Regions from separate parts of the Homo sapiens genome. Here all the other regions are linked to region 3. Evidence: chromatin contacts called from ENCODE Hi-C or POLR2A ChIA-PET data. All regions are on one chromosome and are shown on one strand. Each heading gives the region's core, a stretch centred on a gene start or an enhancer-like site at or near the end of the contact. The rest is flanking DNA. Distances are from core to core; before and after follow the strand shown. Region 1 has its middle 170 kb from the start of NECTIN3. Region 2 has its middle 230 kb from the start of CD96. Region 3 has its middle 250 kb from the start of NECTIN3-AS1. Region 4 has its middle 540 kb from the start of NECTIN3-AS1.

The links. Hi-C counts contacts between places; a loop is a spot of excess contacts on that map. ChIA-PET counts read pairs that join two places held with the same protein, here RNA polymerase II (POLR2A). Pooled maps may share reads with other maps.
Region 1: a pooled map shows a loop between it and region 3 (19-fold over the local background). The contact joins two enhancer-like sites. A Hi-C loop is called at or near these places in 3 of 37 single-sample maps with no recorded cell type and 8 of 50 pooled maps.
Region 2: a pooled map shows a loop between it and region 3 (10-fold over the local background). The contact joins two enhancer-like sites. A Hi-C loop is called at or near these places in 2 of 37 single-sample maps with no recorded cell type and 7 of 50 pooled maps.
Region 4: a loop to region 3 is called in a map of IMR-90, with 5 times the contacts of the local background. The contact joins two enhancer-like sites. A Hi-C loop is called at or near these places in 1 of 168 maps with a recorded cell type or tissue (IMR-90) and 3 of 50 pooled maps. POLR2A ChIA-PET finds 5 or more read pairs at or near these places in 3 of 52 experiments (AG04450, BJ and OCI-LY7).

What each region holds. Positions count from the first base shown.
Region 1 is chr3:111,237,183-111,240,574 of GRCh38, forward strand. No RefSeq gene overlaps it. Among named protein-coding and RNA genes, the nearest start is that of NECTIN3, 170 kb to the left of the region's middle. Within about 2 kb of position 1,874, at least 2 of the 41 ENCODE cell types and tissues checked have a DNase peak (open chromatin) inside an H3K27ac peak, as active enhancers do.
Region 2 is chr3:111,309,751-111,313,057 of GRCh38, forward strand. No RefSeq gene overlaps it. Among named protein-coding and RNA genes, the nearest start is that of CD96, 230 kb to the right of the region's middle. Within about 2 kb of position 1,986, at least 2 of the 41 ENCODE cell types and tissues checked have a DNase peak (open chromatin) inside an H3K27ac peak, as active enhancers do.
Region 3 is chr3:110,813,770-110,817,466 of GRCh38, forward strand. No RefSeq gene overlaps it. Among named protein-coding and RNA genes, the nearest start is that of NECTIN3-AS1, 250 kb to the right of the region's middle. Within about 2 kb of position 1,307, at least 4 of the 41 ENCODE cell types and tissues checked have a DNase peak (open chromatin) inside an H3K27ac peak, as active enhancers do.
Region 4 is chr3:110,524,568-110,528,358 of GRCh38, forward strand. No RefSeq gene overlaps it. Among named protein-coding and RNA genes, the nearest start is that of NECTIN3-AS1, 540 kb to the right of the region's middle. Within about 2 kb of position 2,349, at least 6 of the 41 ENCODE cell types and tissues checked have a DNase peak (open chromatin) inside an H3K27ac peak, as active enhancers do.

The sequences.
Region 1 (3,392 bases), core at 624-3,123, 420 kb after region 3:
TTGCTAAAATAACCTCACACAGTGTATAGCAGATGTGACAATGTGTGAGGCAGGGCTCAATCTGCCCAAGCTTATCAAAGAGAAAGTTTCTCCCTGAGAAGCCAAATGCTGTGAGAGAGACCCCATAGAATGTGCCAGACTGGAAGGAGCCATCAGTCTTGTGAGCTGCTTCTCTAGCTCTTCAGAAATAATGAGTGTCCAGCATCCAGCAGGATGTGACTAAATGGCTAGAAGTTATAAAGCTGAGTGCCAACTGAGAGACTGTCCCCACTAAACAAATCTGCCAACAACCTCTGCACACACAAAAAAAACAAATTAGGTAAATGGCCAGGCCACTCTGGAACCAAAAGCTTTCTCACTCTCCCAACATGATGTGTCAGGCATCTGGTATGCCAAGATGATGATAGAAACAGTTACAGATTAAAGAGGGTGCACTATGGGCCAAGTACAATGCTAGGTGTTTACTAGATTTTCTCCTGTAAGCCTCATAACAATCCCAGGCAGTAGCTTTATTCACAGATGGGGAACTGGGGTTCAAAAAGGAAAATAACTCGGAGAGCAAGTAACAGGACAAACATCCACAACTGGTTATTTCTGTCTCAATCCCATGTTCTTAACATCATTCTAACCTGAATTTGCTTGGGTCTCTGTCCCCATACTCCCTGCAAAAGCAATGCATTTTTCATCAAAGAGGACATTTGTGGGTATCACATCTGAGAGCACAGCCCAACACACCAAACCTTGAAAGTGGTTCTGGGTTAGAGAAGATAATGAATAGGAAACATATTTAAAATTTTGAGGAATCACCACACTGCTTTCCAAAATGGTTGAACTAATTTACACTCCCACCAGCAGTGTATGAACATTCCCTTTTCTCCACAATCTTGCCAGCATCTGTTAGTTTTTGGCTTTTTGAATAATAGCCACTGTGACTGGTGTGAGATGGTATCTCATTTGTGGTTTTAATGTGCATTTCTCTAATGATTAGCGATATGGAGCATTTTTTTATATGCTTGTTGGCCACATGTATGTCTTCTTTTGAAAAGTGTATGTTCATGGCCTTTGCCCACTTTTTAATGAGGCTGTTTGTTTTTTGTGGTATATTTCTAAAGGAATATAAATCATTCTGCCACAAAGACACATACACATGTATGTTTATTGCAGCACTATTCACAGTAACAAAGACATGAATCAACCTAAATGCCCATCAATGGTAGACTGGATAAAGAAAATGTGGTATATATACACCATGGAATATTATGCAGCCACAAAAAAGAATGAGATCATGTCTTTTTCAGGAACATGGATGGAACTAGAGGCCATTATCCTTAGCAAACTAACACAGGAACAGAAAACAAAATACCCATGTTCTTATTTATAAGTGGGAGCTAAACAATGAGAACACATAGACAGAAAGAGGGGAACAATGACACTAGAGCCAACTTGAGGGTGGAGGGAGAGGTTCAGGGAAAAAAAAACTATTAGGTACTATACTTAGTGACAAAATAATCTGTATACTAAACCCCTGAGTCATGAATTTGCATATATAAAAAACATGCACATGTACCCCTGAACCTAAAATAAAAGTTAAAATATTTTTAAAAATTTAAAAAATAAAATTTTGAGGTTTCTATAATTATCTATGTTCTTGGTACTTAAGCAATAATTATGTGAGGGTATCCTAGGTTTAATGAATACAAGAATGACAATACCCAGCATTTTATAATATGTAATCATTTGCTTGCTCGATATTATATTCATTTATCTCCACAGCAGTTTTGTGGTATACATAGAAGAGGTATTGTTTTCCTTTTTACAGATAAGGAAACAGGCTGAAAAGTGAAACAAAACTTGCCCAAAGTTGTATAGTGAGGATGTGGTCAAGAACTCACCTCTGTGCATACTAATTCTGCATCCTGTGCTCTTTCCATGAGACCACAAATGTAGTATCAACTACAAATGCATTGGCATTGTGTGTGTCCTGTTCTTGGCTCACCATCATAAAGAAAGTAGAATGGGGAAATAGGGCCCATGATCATTGATATAGCACCTGTCAGAATGAAATGATCATTGAATTTGTGAGTACCATACATACAGCAGCATTTCAGAGCTTATAGGATGTGTTCGTGTAAGTTATCATATTATACACAACAATCTTGTGAGACAGAGCAAGACTGAAGCCACTAGTCACAGGTGGCTATTCAGTACTTGAAATGTGGCTAGCTAAAATTGAGATATGTTGTTTTGGGCAGGGAGGCTTTCTTTTTTTTTATTATTATACTTTTAAGTTTTAGGGTACATGTGCACAACGTGCAGGTTTGTTACATATGTATACATGTGCCATGTTGGTGTGCTGCACCCATTAACTCGTCATTTACATTAGGTATATCTCCTAATGCAATGCTATCCCTCCCCCGTCCCCCCACCCCACAACAGGCCCCAGTGTATGATGTTCCTCTTCCTGTGTCCATGTGTTCTCATTGTTCAATTCCCACCTATGAGTGAGAACATGCAGTGTTTGGTTTTTTGTCCTTGTGATAGTTTGCTGAGAATGATGGTTTCCAGCTTCATCCATGTCCCTACAAAGGACATGAACTCATCATTTCTTATGGCTGCATAGTATTTCATGGTGTATATGTGCCACATTTTCTTAATCCAGTCTATCGTTGTTGGATATTTAGGTTGGTTCCAAGTCTTTGCTGTTGTGAATAGTGCCTCAATAAATATACGTGTGCATGTGTCTTTATAGCAGCATGATTTATAATCCTTTCGGTATATACCCAGTAATGGGATGGCTGAGTCAAATCGTATTTCTAGTTCTAGATCCCTGAGGAATCGCCACACTGACTTCCACAATGGCTGAACTAGTTTACAGTCCCACCAACAGTGTAAAAGTGTTCCTCTTTCTCCACATCCTCTCCAGCACCTGTTGTTCCCTGACTTTTTAATGATCTCCATTCTAACTGGTGTGAGATGGTATCTCATTGAGGTTTTGATTTGCATTTCTCTGATGGCCAGTGATGATGAGCATTTTTTCATGTGTCTTTTGGCTGCATAAATGTCTTCTTCTTTTTTTCTTTTTTTAATTTAATTTTATTATTATTATACTTTAAGTTTTAGGGTACATGTGCACAATGTGCAGGTTAGTTACATATGTATACATGTGCCATGCTGGTGTGCTGCACCCATTAACTCATCATTTAGCATTAGGTATATTTCCTAATGCTATCCCTCCCCCCTCCCCCCCACCCCATAAATGTCTTCTTTTGAGAAGTGTCTGTTCATGTCCTTCGCCAACTTGTCGATGGGGTTGTTTGTTTTTTTCTTGTAAATTTGTTTGAGTTCATTGTAGATTCTGGATATTAGTCCTTTGTCAGATGAGTAGATTGCAA
Region 2 (3,307 bases), core at 736-3,235, 500 kb after region 3:
TACACACCCACACACATAAAGCACTTAGCACACTTAGCACATAGTAAGAGCTCAATAACCATTACTTCTTATTATAGAAAAAAGAAAGGAGACCAACTCTTATTGAATACCTACTATACGCCAGGAATTGCACTAAGGACTTTCACATCTCCTCATTTCCTCCCACAAAAACTCTATAAGGTAACTAGTTAGAATACTTAAATGGCCTACCCAAAAAACAAGCAGCTAATCTGTGGAAGAGCCTAGGTTTAAAATCAGACCTTTATTTCATGATAGGATACTTCATGTCCTGTGATTCAGGGTTTGATACACAGGAAGAAAATGAATAATACATAATTATTTTAGAAGTCAATCTCTCTGGGAGCTAATGAGCTGCCAGGGTTCTTCTTCTATTTGAGATGATCTAAGTATAGGTGGTTGGAACTCTGCCCACCTATATTAGTAAGGGAAGGCTTGCTGCTGGAAGAAATAACTCCCAGATTTCAGTGGCTTTGCACAATATTTTATTGTGCTCACATTGAGTCCAATCAGTGTTAGAGGAAGGGTAGGGATGGAGCTTCTGCATTTAGGCACTGAGGCTTCCTCCTCCTTGCCAGTCCTGGAGTCCTCTATTGATTTCCCAGGCTGCAGCTGGAAAATGAGGGAAAAGAGTGAGTATGGCACATTTGGACTACTTATGGGCTAGGCTTGGAGGTGGACATAATTCTGCCCATATGTCTAATTGCCGGAACTTGGCTACCTACAAAGGAGAATGAAACAATAGTTTAAATGAATGCACTGGAAGAAAATAGCTTGTATGACTAGATAATTCATGCCACAGTTTATTCTCCTGGTCACTAAATATGAATTTTACTCTTTCTCCCATGTATAAGATCCATCCTTCTTCTCCTGAAGGCAGATGACTCTAAGTCTCAGCCAGTTCCTACATCCCACTCAAAGTCCAGCATTTATGGGAAATGTATGTCCTTACCAGGCTTAGATGTGGAGACTCTGCTGACTTATGAAGTGAAATAATAAGTTATCAGTTTCCCACTCTTCACTCCTCCACTCCACCCTCCTCCCCCAACAATGCTCAAGCAATATGGGAAAGGGCAGAATAAGAGACACAGAGCTACCACAGGTCTGCTGTATATTTCTGAAATCCTCCTGGCCAGGTATTTTAAAGGGCCCTCTCTGAGTGGAGAAGTTACTTGATCAGCCCTAGAATCTGTGTTCAGGAAGAAACTCCCCTCTCTCTCATTCTCTGTGACTCCTGCTCTACCCACTGGGAAGTTTATCCTTCTCTGTTTTCCTCCATGGCCATATCTGAAGGGGGCACAGGGAGTGCAATCTTCTTGGGAGCTCTACAGCTTTCACAGCCTGCTTCCTGCTCATACAAGTTTGGGGACCCAAGAATTGTTTTAAGCCATAAACAAACAGAGATGCCTTGTTAGAGCAAAAATATTATTAATTCAGCAATATAACTTCCTGAAAGACTGAATAGGCTTCTGATCTATTTGCCTTATCTAATCAGTACCATGCAAGAGCAAACATGCTCAAGTTCTTTCCTAGACATAATTCTCAAGCCTGATTTCATTTTCTTTTTCATCTCTATGCAACCCTCTCTCAACTTCCTGGCAGCTAACTTGAGGCTCACTGAAACAATAGGTTTGAATGCCAAGGTGATCCCCTTATTCTGCTCTTTGCTGCAACACCACTCTGGTGTGTTTAAGCAAGAGTTTTGGTGGGTCTTTGCAGTTTGGGACCTTTTCCAGTCTTATCTCTTAGAATTTGGAGTCCAGAAGCAGCTGGATTTCCAAACTTGTAAGACTTTTTATTTTTAGACTTTATTCCTTTTAATCTATTCATGAAAAACACTTATTTCTTGTCTGAGCTCCTGTACTGAAGGCATTTAATTGTAAGCCACAACACGCTTTCACTCTACTTCTTTCCAACCACTTTTCTTACAGCTTTAGGCTCAGAGGCATGTGCTCCTTTCCTTCAGTTATTGCAGACGACACTTACATGAAATACTGGGCCAGAGAATAGCAAGACTCTCTAACTGTAGCTCGCTCTTTTTATTTCATCACTGTCTGCTATCTGACCACTGAAACAATAGCACACATCTTGGGCTTTCACTAAGTCAGCATTCCACTTCCTGTCTTGATTCCTGTATTAGAGACAGTTAACTACTGGAACTGATAACCCCAAAATATCTGTGGTTACACACTAGAAGTTTGTTTCTTCTTCATGTAAAGTACAATTGGCAGCAGGGGTATAGTAGGGCTCCTGTGTACACAGGCACTCAGAAACCCAGTTTCCTCTTTTCTTGTGACTCTATCATTGCCTAGGCCTCTGGTTCAGTGATGGGTTGATTTTCTGTATCAGGTCTCAGACTGCCTAGACATGAATCACATCATCCACATTCTATTGGCCAGAAAGCATCAACAGCCACATTTAATTGCAACACAAGATGGAAAACATAGTCTAACTGTTTGCCTGGGAATAAAAAAATAAGTTCGCTAAAGAGCAAGGCTGTCTCCACCACACTATCTCTGCCCCAGGCACTGAGATGCCATCAGCTGTGGCATTTGACAGTACATGAAATGGAGTTTAGCATGGTGCAAGGAGTGCCCCTCTCTTGATGGACAACACAAGCAGTGCCCTTGAGATAACAGATTAATTCCCCTCCCCCTCCAGATTTTATATTAAATAAAATCCATAAATATTGGAAGGTCAATAAACGCAAGATATACTGTCATTTTTTCAGCATTCCACAATGGTTTCAGTCTTATTCTGCAGAAATAGATACGATTGGTCTGGCTTTATAGAGAGGAGCTGACTCTGAAAATAGCTCCTTCCAAAGTTCCTCCTAGAAAACACCCTCCGCATGTACAAGTTCCTCCTTGTTTTCTCCATACCAGAATGTTTTACATTAAAGTCATTATTATTTCCTTGCTCTCATAGATGCTTATATAATGATAGATGTAAGATCCTAAATAAAGTAAAATCAGAAATATTATAGTCCATTATCCCTAGAAGATGATTTCAAGCAGACTACATAAAATTCAAGTTATGTACTTTGACTAAATCTGCATACTGGCATCCAGTTCTGCAGATAAGGCTTGATTTTAAAAACACTCAAGATGACCTTAATCTTGACCACTGTTCTGTTTTGGGGATCACTATTCAAAAAGACTGTTGGCCTTGTCTGTCCGAATTTTAAGTTAGTACCTTTGGGTTGATTCTATAACAAAATTGAGGACTTCTTGCTATCGGAGCAAAGGGACACAAGGGTTTTTTGCTTGCTGTTTCTTGGAGTCAGGCA
Region 3 (3,697 bases), core at 57-2,556:
ATGCAGCCAGGATATTAGGAAGACATTCAGGAGGCCTGAAAGCATCGTAATATTCTAAACCCAGCATAGCCACAACCTAAATATTCATCCTGGTATAGCTATAAGGAATACTTCATGAGGCCCTCCAAAGTGACTTTGTTAACTTCTGAAATAGTGTGATAATTTTTATTTCCCTACTCACTCACCACACAATCATTTCCTAATTGCTGTCTGTGTTTGACTTGCACCTGTATTAGGTAATAAAGATTCAGAATTTTATTCACACTGGTTCCACTACCAATTTTACTATTCAATTGAGAAACAGATACCATTAGCTGCTAATTCCAAAATCATCAGTTTGGTGACTATAACTTGGGTCAGAAAGATTTAGCACTGCTTCTCCTTCCACATCCACAACTTCTAGCTCACAGTTTGCCCCTTAGAAGTATCTGTCTAACATTCATAGTTTAGCCTGCAAGCTGTTGCTTAGTCTAGTAATGACACATACAGAATGGTTTTATGGTCAAGCACTGAGTCATTCCCCAAGCTGCTTGTTTTAGCTATATTCTCCAAATGTATACAATATAGATTTATAAAAATGATTATGCTGAGGTTATAATTTCAAAATGAGCCACAAAGTATGTTTGAGGTACTCATCTGGCCTTTTCATTTTACAGATGAGGAAATACCCACAGGCGGTTGAGCAAATTCCTGAAGAGCATACAACTTGTAAGATGATGACTTCAAAGCTCTTTGAGTGCTATCAGAATTTGTGAGTAACAGAGGCTTCAGCCTATGGATGGGGATGGAGGCTACACAATTTGAGGTAGGGAAGGGTGGGAGTTTGGGAACCAAAAGTAGTTACTAGCTTGTTACCAAAGATAGATTTTGGTTGCAAAGAGGCAAAGTAAACTGCCAGTGACCTCACCACAAGGCAGGGGCAGACTTCCTGCTAAGGCATTAAGACCTTCTCAGTCATCTGGGGAACAAAGTGGCATTCACAAGGAACCGCCTCTGACCGCAGACCTACTGGGTAGTGGAGGTTTTTCATTCTTAAGTTTGTTCTTTCATTCCTATCAACTTGCAGATTTTCTACTGTCATCACCCACCTCCTCTCAAACCCTCATTTCTATTCAGCTTAGATCTCCTCTTTTCCTTTTGTTTTCTCCTCGATTATTTTTATCTTATTTTATGCCATCATGCCCCATTTCAAAGAAATGTTCTTGTTTTCTTAAAGCCTTCTACGTAAGATCCATTTAGCTCCTCATTCCTACAGAAACCTGGATTTCCTGTGGCAAAACCACTTCCCTCACAAAATTCCAAGTACACTCTTTTTATTCTTCATCCTGCCTCCTGTTCTCTTGGTCTCTGAGTCATCCAAAGCCTAGGTCATCCATGACTTATACTGAAATCCTATCTTCTCTGTCAGCAAGATTCTGTTTCAAAAAAAGGAGCCATTGCCCCCTCTTCATGTCTAGTAACAATGCCTTAGTTCGTACACTTAGAGTTTCTAACTCAAAACATTGTAATTGACTTTTGAATGATTTTTCCACCTCCTTCTTCCCTTTCAGCTCATTCTTCTAGCCACCAGAGCTTTTTGTGTAAACCACAACACTGATAATGTCATTACAGCACATGTGTTATCACTTCCAAGATAAAGTCAAAGTGCCTTGGCAGTAAAAATGCTTTGTCCTAGTGAATTATATGCTTTCTTATGTTTTGATCTAGTGATTTGGTTTATAAGAACTTCTTTTAAAGAAATAATCAGATTTAGAGAAATGTTTATTTTAATAATATTCTCTGTAATGCTATTTAGAAGAACCAAAGAACAAACTCAAGTGTTCCTAAATAGAGAAGCCATTTTAAATTTTAAAATATCCATAAAGTGAATTACAATGTAACCATCCAAAATTATGTTTATAAAAAGTGCTGTTGCCAGCCAATATGGATAAGCATACTATAGCTTAATTCCCTAACTGATTACAACTAAAACCTGTAGACAAAATACAAAAAGTAATTACCTGAATAGGATAAAAAAGCAGGCAGGTTGGAGAGGGAAAGTCAAAACTGAAAAAGGAAACTCATGTGAGTATAATTTTTGGGGGAGTTTTTTTTTTTTTTTTGTCTTTTCTTTTCTTTCATGAACTAGGCCTGAGAGTGAACTCCAATAACAGAAATCTGGGGGTAGCACAGGCACCTAAGACTGCAAGACAAACCTAATCTTTTTGGTCAGAGGATTGGGCAAAACATCCCCTGCAAAACAGAAAATGTAGGGGAATCCAGTAGAAAAGAGGGCAGAAGAAGGAAATTTCCTAATTCTATGTATAAATTAGCTAAACTCCTGAGCTCATCTCTGAGTTGTGAATGCATAGGAAAACCCCAAAGTAACACAGAAAAAACTTCAAGAATTGAGCCATAATATAAAGCACCACCTCTTAGTTTCTGACTAATCCCTGGTGACACGAGTGGCACAGGCTGAAAGCAATGTAGCAAAGGTTTAGAAACTAAACTGATATTAAAACCACTAATCACCTTTTGAAACCAAAAAGGTAAGAAAAATTTTAATAAGTTACTAAATATGTCAACTACCTGCTAAAAACAATAACTCTATATTTTGTTTAGAAGTTTTAGTTATAATCAGCTGGTGAGTTAAGCTACAGTGGGCTTATCCATTGAGCTGGCAATGGAACATATTATAAATAAACAACATTGTCAACAGGCTTTTAATAAAACCTACAATCTCACAGAATAATATCAAAAATGTGTAGTGTATACTCCAAAAAATTATACATAATCCAAGAAACTATGATGAATTGTCAAGGAAAAATACAATCAACTAATGCTAAACACAAGGCAACCCAAATGTTGGAATTACACAGAATGACTTTATAGCAAAGAACATAACTATCCTTTAGTTGTAGGTGTAGTTAAAAGTAAACACACTGGAAATAAATTGAAATATAGTAATTTTCAGCAGTGAATTAAAAACAATTTAAAAATGAAAACGTTAGAACAAGAAAATATAATAGATAAAAATTTTAAAATTCACTGGTGAGTTTACCTACTGAATGAAGAAAACAGACGAAAGAGACTGGAAACTTGGAGACAGCCCAACAGAAATTATCTGTTAATTAATTTATTTGTTAAGAAACATAAGGGAAAATGTTGAAAAAAATAACAGACTCTAGGTGCCTGTGGGAAAAATATCAAAAGTTATAACATCCTTGTCACTTGAGTCCTATAAGGAGAAGCTCAGAAAACTTTTAAAAGGATAAACTCAAAGAAAATTAGGATTAGACAGATCATGATCAAAGTGGTAAATACCAAACATTACATAGAGTGAGCACGAATTGCAATGATTGAAGTTTCCTCATCAGAAAACATGAAAGCCAGAATACAGCAAAATAAATCTTTAAGATACTGGAAGAAAAAACACTGTCAACACAAAATTATATAGCCAATGAAAACATCTTTTAGATATGAATGCGAAATGAAGACCTTACCAGATGAAGGAAAGCTAAGAGAATTTGCTAATAGCAGATCTATTCCAAATGAAATACTAAAGGAATTTCTTTAGGCTTAAGGGAAATAATATCACAGGGAATCCTGAAACTTCAGAAATGGAGAAAGAACAACAGAAATGATAAATATCTGGTTAAATATACTATTTTCTTTTATTCATTTTTTTAAAGTTAAAAATGTGAAGGTACACAATAGG
Region 4 (3,791 bases), core at 1,099-3,598, 290 kb before region 3:
GAGGAGAAATTCAAGCTGCCTACAGAAATTTGCATAAGTAACGAAAAGCCAAATGTTAGTCCTCAAGACAATGAGGAAAATGTTTCCAGGGCATGTCAGAGGTTTGCATGGCAGCCCCTCCCATCACAGGCCCAGAGGCCTAGGAGAAAAAAGTGATTCCATGAGCTGGGTCCAGGATCCCCTGCTGTGTGCAGCCTAGGGACTTGGTGCCCTGCATCCCAGCCACTCCAGCTGTGGTTCAAAGGGGCCAACATAGAGCTTGGACTGTTGCTTCAGAGGGTGTAACCCTCAAGCCTTGGTAGCTTTCATATGGTGTTGAGCCTGCAAGTGCACAGAAGTCAAAAGTTGAGGTTTGGGAACCTCTGCCTAGATTTCAAAAGATGTATGGAAATACCTGGATACCCATGCAGTGTTTGCTGCAGGGGTGGAGCCCTCATGGAGAACCTCTGCTAGAGCAGTGCAGAAGGGAAAAGTGAGGTGGGAGCCCACACACAGAGTTCCTGCTGGAGGACTGCTTAGTAGAGCTGTGAGATAATGGCCACCATCCTCCAGACCCCAGAATGGTAGATGCACTGACAGCTTGCACTGTGCACCTGGAAAAGCCACAGATACTCAATGCCAGCCATGAAGGCAACTGGGTGGGAGACTGTACCCTGCACAGCCACAGGGACAGAGCTGCTCAAGATCGTGGGAACCCATCTCTTGCATCAGCATGACCTGGATGTGATACCTGGAGTCAAAGGAGATCATTTTGGAGCTTTAAGATTTGACTGCACTGCTACATTTTGGACTTGCATGGGGCCTGTAACTCCTTCGTTTTAGCCATTTTCTCACATTTGGAATGGTTGTATTTGCCCAGTGCCTGTACCCCCATTGTATCTAGGAAGTAACTAACTTGCTTTTGATTTTACAGGCTCATAGGCAGAAGAGACTTGCCTTGTCTCAGATAAGACTTTGGACTGTGAATTTTTGAGTTTATGCTGAAATCAGCTGAGACTTTGGGGCACTGTTGGGAAAGCATGATTAATTTTGAAATGTAAAAATATGAGATTTGGGAGGGGTGAGGAGCAGAATGATATGGCTTGGCTCTGTGTCCCCTCCCAAATCTCATCTTTTAGCTCCCATAATTCCCACGTGTTGTGGGAGGGACCTGGTGGGATATCATTGAATCATGGCGTCAGGTCTTTCCTGTGCTGTTCTCGTGATAGTAAATGGGTCTCACAAGATCTGATGGTTTTAAAAAACGGGAGTTTCTCTGCACAAGCTCTGGTTTTTTGCTTGCTGCCATCCGAGTAAGATGTGACTTGCTCCTCCTTGCCTTCTGCCATGATTGTGAGGCCTCCCCAGCCATGTGGAACTGTAAGTCCAATTAAATCTCTTTCTTTTGTAAATTCCACAGTCTCGGGTATGTCTTTATCAGCAGAGTGAAAACAGACTAATATAACTTATATTTGAAGACAAAGTGCTCATGTTTCATCTTAAAAACATCTCTCAGCCTGACAATATATAACACCATGGACTATAGAATGCCTTCTCTAATTCAGTGGTCTTTCATTTCATCCTGTGTCATTCATTTTCTATATCTGTCATCAATCAAATTTGTCTCTAATATATACTTGCTAAGTTTCCCTGATAATCACCTTCTCTAAAGTACCATGCCAGAACCTTTAATCTTCCCAAAAGTGTGCCTTTCTTTGGTCATAATTAAATGATAATTGTAAAGCCCTACATGATCCCAGCTAAGAAGATGTGGGTAATAAAATGAATGTCATTTTGCTTCTGATATCTGAATTTCCTGCTGGACTGGATATAAATTAAGAAGGAAAAGAAAGTATCTTTTTGTAGATAAATGTATGAAATAAAGTTTTTGATGATAATTACAGTTTTCCTACCTGTTTCTGAAGTTAAAATTTCATATAGAAAATTGTAATTTTTGAAAGGAGACATAATGTCTCTCTATATAGGTAACCCAGATATCACTTATAGCCTTGACTGAGTGGTCCTGGTTTTTCTGAAGAATATTAGAGCAAGACTTAGTGTACATGGAGACATAGCACCTGCAAATTGTTTAATCCTTCATTGCTCAGAAGAGTACTATATGATTATAGGTCATACAATTCTGCAAGCGCAATGTCATCTCCCAGATTTAGCCAGATATTTTCCCTTTGATGATGGTGTATGTTTATAAATATTAGTAAGTCAATTGGGTTCTCAGGTATCTGACAATATGACACTGGAAAGAATCTTAGAATTTAGAATCTTAGAAATTATGGCATTATTCAGTCAGAATCTGGTCTGCTTGAATACTTGTAAGACTGTGGGCTCTGGCACATGTTTAAGCCCTCAAACACCTCCCAGACATTCCCTGGGGGTGACTCATCCAGTTTTAAGTATCACTGACTATATGCCTCACTGCTTCTTTTCACTTCCATATAGAAAGCTTATGGATCTTTGGGGAAATGTGAGAAATGAGTTTCAAAAGAGGCTTTAACAAGTGAATGGCACAGAGTTTGCACTGTGGAGGAAGAAAGGCAATGGGGGAAGTAATTAAAGTATTTAGAGATTCATTTAATTTACCAAGCTAAATAAAGGAGCTATGGGTTGAGCTGTCCCATGGTTAACATTACACAGGAACACTACTATTTTCTTTCATTCTTCTCTGGAAACAATCTTGAATCATATTCTTCCAGTTACTTCACAAAATGTGGTGCTTGTGAGAAATTACATGTTATTGAGATGTGGTATTCAGTCATTGAGATGTATAATTTGACCTGAAGTAAAGGAGCTCACACAAAGCTTTCCACCTAGACTGTAACCTAGTCATTTGACATAGTCTTAGGGGTTGTGAAATGGGAGATGACACATATTCCTCTTCTTTTTTATCTGTTTATTGGTAAAACAGTGCATACCGAGCTTGGCTCAGAACATTCTTTATTCTGTACATAACTGATTATATCCTTCAGTGTTTCCACTCCACGTACTGCAGATTCCAAAGTCCTGAGTGTGGCCTAATAGGACCCTCCCAGCATGGCTTCTAGCTCCTTTATCCAGCCTCCTTCTTCCTTACCACTCCTCCCAATGCAGATGCCTGGTTTTGTCATTAAAAGTGTCTGTAATTCTTGCAAGGTTCTCACAGGTACATGTCGGCAGATGCTTTCTCTCCTATTCTTTTCTTCAACACAAGCCCAAGCTTCACTTCCTTTATGAAGGTATAAACCAAAAATTATCTGAGACAAGTCTTAATCAGTTTAGTTTATTTTGCCAAGGTTAAGGACATGCCCATGACACACCCTCAGGAGTTCCTGATGGTATGTGCCAAGGTGGTCTAGCTACAGCTTAGTTTTATACATTTTAGGGAGACATAAGACATCAATCAGTACATGTAAGATGTACATTGGTTCTGTCTGAAAAGACAAAACAACTCAAAGTGTGGGCTTCCAGGTCATAGGTGGATTCAGAGATTTTCCAATTGGCAATTGGTTGAAAAAGTTTATCTAAAGACCTGGAATCCATAGAAGGGAGTGTCTGGGTTAAGACAAGGGGTTGTGGAAACCAAGGTTCTTATTATGCCGATGAAGCTTACAGGTAACAGGCTTGAGAAAGAAAAGATTGTAAATGTTTCTTATCAGACTTAAAAAAGATACCAGACTCCTTTAATTCTCTCCTGGATCAGGGAAAAGAACTGGAAAAGGAAAGAAATTCTGTACAGAATTTAGATTTTCCCCACAAGGGACAACTTTGCAGGGACATTTCAAAATATTTCAAAGAAATATATTTTAGGGTAAAATACT